2 separate regions of the Mus musculus genome follow, and region 2 is linked to region 1. Evidence: chromatin loops called from intact Hi-C (ENCODE). Cell type or tissue: left cerebral cortex. All regions are shown on one strand. Each heading gives the region's core, and the rest is flanking DNA. Links, peaks and the distances in the headings are about the cores only.

What was found. Hi-C counts contacts between places; a loop is a spot of excess contacts. Peaks named below come from ENCODE experiments on the same cell type or tissue, not always from the same donor. Only the 100,000 strongest peaks of a DNase experiment are listed, where the experiment ranks them.
Region 2: it touches region 1 in a loop (6-fold over the local background); 2 of 42 quality-filtered maps call a loop at or near these places.

Annotation. Positions count from the first base shown.
Region 1 is chrX:82,612,049-82,614,879 of GRCm38, reverse strand. No RefSeq gene overlaps it. Among named protein-coding and RNA genes, the nearest start is that of Gm24470, 79 kb to the left of the region's middle. In left cerebral cortex, for the core only: a CTCF peak has its summit at 1,320 (motif pointing left); a DNase peak (open chromatin) is centred at 1,320.
Region 2 is chrX:83,739,695-83,742,525 of GRCm38, reverse strand. All of the region lies in intron 17 of Dmd (dystrophin, muscular dystrophy), which reads right to left. Among named protein-coding and RNA genes, the nearest start is that of Gm46696, 140 kb to the left of the region's middle. In left cerebral cortex, for the core only: a CTCF peak has its summit at 1,781 (motif pointing right); DNase peaks (open chromatin) are centred at 485 and 1,797.

The DNA.
Region 1 (2,831 bases), core at 141-2,640:
AACCTACCCAATGATATCTCTCAGACACTGATACACCAACCAGGCAGCGTACACAAGATGATCTGAGGGCCCTGACACATACACAGCAGAGGACTGGCCTCAGTGGGAGAAGGCATGCTTAATCCTCAAAAGATTGGAGGCCCCAGGGAAGGGGGAGAGCTGCTGGTGGTAAAGTACCCTCTCAGAGGCAAGGAGGAGGAGGAATGGGATGAGGAACTGTGGGATGTTGTACCAGGAGGGTGGCAATTACTTGATTGAAAAAAAAAAATAACATCAATTAATAATGAGAAAAAGAATGAATGAATGAATGAATGAATGGACAAGCTCAAGAAGCATTAATACTGGAAAACCAGAGAATAAGTCTGAATTACTTATGTTATAGGTAAAATACAAGAGCACATGAATAATAATTATATGAATGTATCATAAGAATAAGAATTTAGAGAGAACCACATAATAATATATCAAAAAGTTTATTTGTTTACCTCAATCACGTTTAATATTCTTTATACTTCTGTTATGATGTTTAACACTTTCTTATTTTAACTCCAATGAGTTGTGTATTTTAATGATGACTAATGTCTTTGATTTTTGGTGGTTGGTAAAATTTTTATCTTTTATTCACTTTAAACTAGCCTCTAGAAGATGACTTGTATTAATCATTGGCAACTTTTTTCTTTCCTTCCCTCAAATGTTAAATCTCTTTTTCTTCTGTCCTTTGTATGAGATACCACTTCTCTTATTCTGTGCTTAATTCAATATGCTATTTAAATTTGCTCTATTTTATTTATTTAACTGATTTACTGCATACTACATTTTGAGAATTTTGTTAGTGTCTTCTTTGTATTATATTTTTATTTATAGTTTTATATTATCCATTTGACTTGTTAGCTAATTGTTAAACTTACTTTGCTATTTTGAATTTATTGCAATCTTACCTACTGATTTAGTGTAACTAAGAATGGGGATAGGTATCTTTAATGGTTCATGGATAAATAAATGGAGATAGAATAATATAACCAACCTTTTGGATTCAGGTTCTGTAGGAAATTTTTAATTTTCTTGTTGAGCTGGTCTTTCCTGCTGCTTCATGTCTCTTTGGGAAGCTAGCCTCACATTATTAAAAAATATACCCTCTAACAATCATTTTATACTCGTGGTGTGCAATGAAACCCTCCAACAATTTGCTCTCTAAACTTTCCTGTGAAAGAATTATCTCCACATATTGTACATTGATTCTTTTTTTTTTTTTTTAATTTAGAAGCATATTCTTGTTACTTGTCTTCACATGCCCATGATCTCTAACTCCCTCTGGTGTCTATCAGCTACACTGCAGTTTCATTGAAACAAATGCACACTATACACCCAGTTCCTTTATTTCCCAGCAGGTTATAAGCTGGAATATAGGCCAAACCCTGACCACATCCTGAGACAGACAAGACAGACTCCCGTTTATCAACAAGTCTCTGAAAAACTCAAATGCTGGACATATGTATATTCCACTCTTCCTTTTCCTGCAGAAGAAGAACTCACTAAATTCTATATGGTCTGTTATACCATGGTTCCTTGGAAATAATAAGATGCCATCTGATAACTTTTGGCTTTTAACAAAACCCAGGAATGTGGAATATTCTAGGTCTTATGAATATTACGCTGGTGATGAGAAGGAGAACAATCTAATGGGCAATCTCCCTATATTTTGGACAGTGTTTTCTTTCTTTTCCTAACGAAAGTCCTGGAGCTCATTATTTTTCTGCCACATGGAGAAATAATCAAGGGTGAAAATAATGATGTGCTTGACTTCATAGTGTTCTGAGGTGAAGAAGCTACTTATCATTTCTGAACTTCTCAGGAAATTTATATTCTATTATCCAATTCATGTCTAAGTGTAAGATATAAGGGTCTGGACCATCTTAGTCTGTGATCTTGATTTTATCTCTGTATTCCTTTCAATTTTATCCTGCATCAGATGTAATTATACGAGAAAAATATTAATAACATTAATAACATATAATAAAATTAATAATTAACAATAGTAATTATATATGTGGTTCTTGTTTATTTTGGATGGGGATATGTGAGTAGTATCCCTAATGAACTTATAAATGAAAGGCACAATGAGCAAATTCAGAAATACAGAGAATATAGTAATGAAATGACTCTTAAGGACATTCTGTTGTACTCACAGATCAGAATGTCACACACCCATCATCTTATGAGCTTCATTTTGTTGTAGATAGTCATGAGCACAGATACTCACAACTGGAAAATGTATAAAGAATGAGAAACTTTGAAGTACTTAGACCTAAATGGGAGATATGTATAAATATGTATATGTATAATCAAACTCCATTTCTAAAGACTCCGGGATCCATGCAGATGAAGAAGTGGGAAACTCTAAGGATAAAATTACTTTAATGAAACAATATCTCCCAAACACAACAGGACAGATGCACATATAAACTCACAGAAACTGTAACAACAATTAAGTATAGACTAATTTAACAACATTATTGCTTTGGCAAGAGATCACATCCAAAGACCTTCTATGTCTGAGTGACATGGTTGGAACACACACACACACACTACTCCCTTTAATCCCACTGCCTGACATACAGACACACTTTGTGCACATGCGTAATCCTAAACAATGAAAGTAAAGTTGGTTTGTAGAAAGATGCAGCCATATTTAAAAGTGACAACTAATTAAGAGGTTGACAAAGTGACCAATCAGTGTAAGATTTGTCATAATGAGTTAGAGCTAGGATATGCCAAATGCTCAAAAGAACAGACAGTAAAGAGAGTCTACTTTAGAGTACAACAGTGAGAAA
Region 2 (2,831 bases), core at 267-2,766, 1.1 Mb before region 1:
CAAGGATGGAAAAGGAGAAGAGTCTGAGAAAAAAAGGTCCAGCAACAGGCCCAAAGTGGGATCCAGCTCAAGGGGAGGTCCCCAGGCCTGACACTATTACTGAGGCTATGGAGCACTCACAAAACGGGATCTAGCATGGCCACACTCCGAAAGACACAACTAGCAGCTGAAAGAGTTACATGCAGATATTCGCACCCAACAAATGGACAGAAGCAGCTGGCCCCTCTTGTTGAATTAGGGAAGGCTGAAAGAAGCTGAGGAGAAGGGCGATCCTATAGGAGGACCAGCAGTCTTAATTAATCTGGACCCCTGAGATCTTTCAAACACTAGACCACCAAACAAACAGACAGCATGCACCAGCTGATATGAGGCCCACAACACACATACAGTAGAGGATTTCCAGGTCTATGTTCATTTAGAGATGATGCACCTAACCCTCAAAAGATTAGAGGCCCCAGGGAGTTTAGAGGCCAGGTGGGGCACGGGGGCTCCATGTGGAGACAAGGTGTTAGGGAGGAGGTGTGGGATGTGGAGCAGTTGGATGGTGGGAAGGGACAGGGAATGAAATATGTAGTGTAAAAACTGAATTACAAATAAATTAAAAAAAAACAGAACTATTTTAAAAGTATGCCACAGAAATAAATTCACTTATCTTTACATTTGAAGAGGTTTTGATTTGAGATACAAACCTGATGTTACATATTCTTACATTGTTTTCATATTCCAAATGCATTAATTTATTCATTCTTCAACATTAACATTCCTATCAAGAAACCTATTCCTTGTTGTCTCACATGTACTTGTAGTTTTAGATGTGTAGAATTAAGCCCATTTTCCACAAAACTATACATTTTAATACAGTAAAATTTAATGATTCTAGATTGCAATAAATGCAATTTTGAAAGCTACTAATATATGTAATTTAGTAGAATTCACTTTATCCCAACGTAGGCCTATTCACTGTGGGTTTAAATTTGAATTTGTCCAAAGTATTGTCCATCAAATCGGATTATCTGCATTATTAATTATGGACAACAAATTACATAAGATGAGTTCTTTTTGTGATATATTCCACAGAATGTAATGTCAGTGCTTTAGTATTTTAGCTAATTAAGGGTAGGAAAGTCCCTGAGTTACATGTCATTGGTGTTTTCATCTTTTCTTGTTAGAAAGCTGAATGCACTACAAAGTCAAACTTCTGCTGAAAGAGATTATACTTAGTCAAAGTATTTCATTATCTGATAGATAAGAATGTCTTAATAATCTCCTGGTCTAAGCTGAATATCAAACCTTAATCACTTAAGATCCCAGCCTAATGTGTAATTCTAATATGTGACATGATTTTGAGAAGTCACTTTCACATCTTCTACTCATATAATATTTATGGGAACTATCTCAAAGTTTAAAACTAAATAAAACCTCTAAACTGTTAAAGTTAGTGCTAGCTATAACAGAATAATTAGTCATAATGAAAACAAATATGGAAATAGTATAAAAAGTGTGTGGCTCAGAAGACTGACAAAAAAATGTTGCTAAGCACAGATGACTCAAGACTGGTTTACATCTTTCATAAATTTTAAAGTCCTTATAAAACACAAATATGTGAAAAAAATAACCTTAACAATAGGTAACATGAGTATTACCTTATGTGGTATATGTATATGTGACATGCTGTCATAGTAAGGACTCTATTCTTGTGCAATTTAATATGCCTAAGTTGAAACTACATTTAGTTAAAAATTCTATTGGAAATGTTAATGTCCTTGTGAAAAGATATGAATCACTAGAGGGCGCACCTTCCCTTTCAAAACTAGGCATCTCTTTAGCTTTTCTTTCATTTTCTTATCTGCATAAAGGTAATATGGTGACAAATGGATTTTTCCTGGAGGCTTTCTTATACAGAAACATAAAATGTCCAAAGATAAAGGTAAAATTGTGTGCAAAGAACATGTTAGTAAGACACCTTCAGATATAGAGCTAAAATGCTTTCAGCCATTTATAAAACAAAAGAATCTTGAAGTCCTAACACATACAATAACTCCAAAAAAATCCTTCCACATAATTTAAACTCTTCTCAACACGCAGGGAAATAATCATAATGCAGACACCATTATTGTTTTGTGTACAGTAGCCAGTAACCAAAGGTATGGTTCCTGGGTCATTGATTCATCTAATCTCTAAACAGTGTATAAATAAATGGATTATCACACTCGGTCTGTGTGCCTGTAACTGCATCCATGTATTATACAAGTTAAGTCTTACTAGATGTAAGATAAACTAACTTAAAGGAAGAAAAGAAGGGGAAAATAGAGTTTCAGGATTTTTAACCAAATTAAATGTTTTTGTGAAGGAAAAGATTGCTTTTATTTTTTAATATGGATCATTTGAATTCCCATATGGAACCTTGGCTATTATTCTTCATAGTTTTCACAAAGCTATAGACAACTATGATAAATATTAATTCGTGTATATAAAGCCTGTATTAACTGTGTTCTTCACTGAGTGCTTGGCGGGAATGAAATCATGCTTTATTGTTCTTACTTCCTCGCATGTCAGCTTAGTTGCACATGTTTCAGTTTAGTGTTAAGGGCAACAACAGCAAAACCATAAATCAAGAAAGCTAAAACAAAGACAAAAACTTAGGAAAGTAACCTTATCCATTTTAATTTTTATCACAAGTGCCCATGGGACACATATGCTCATACCTCTTTTTGTAATAAGATTAATTGGAACAGATCCATGATTATCATTTTTATAGACTTTTTGGCTACCTTTTTATTATGTTCTGGCTATTAGAGCTAATTTGAACCATTGTAAAAGAGAGAGTGTAA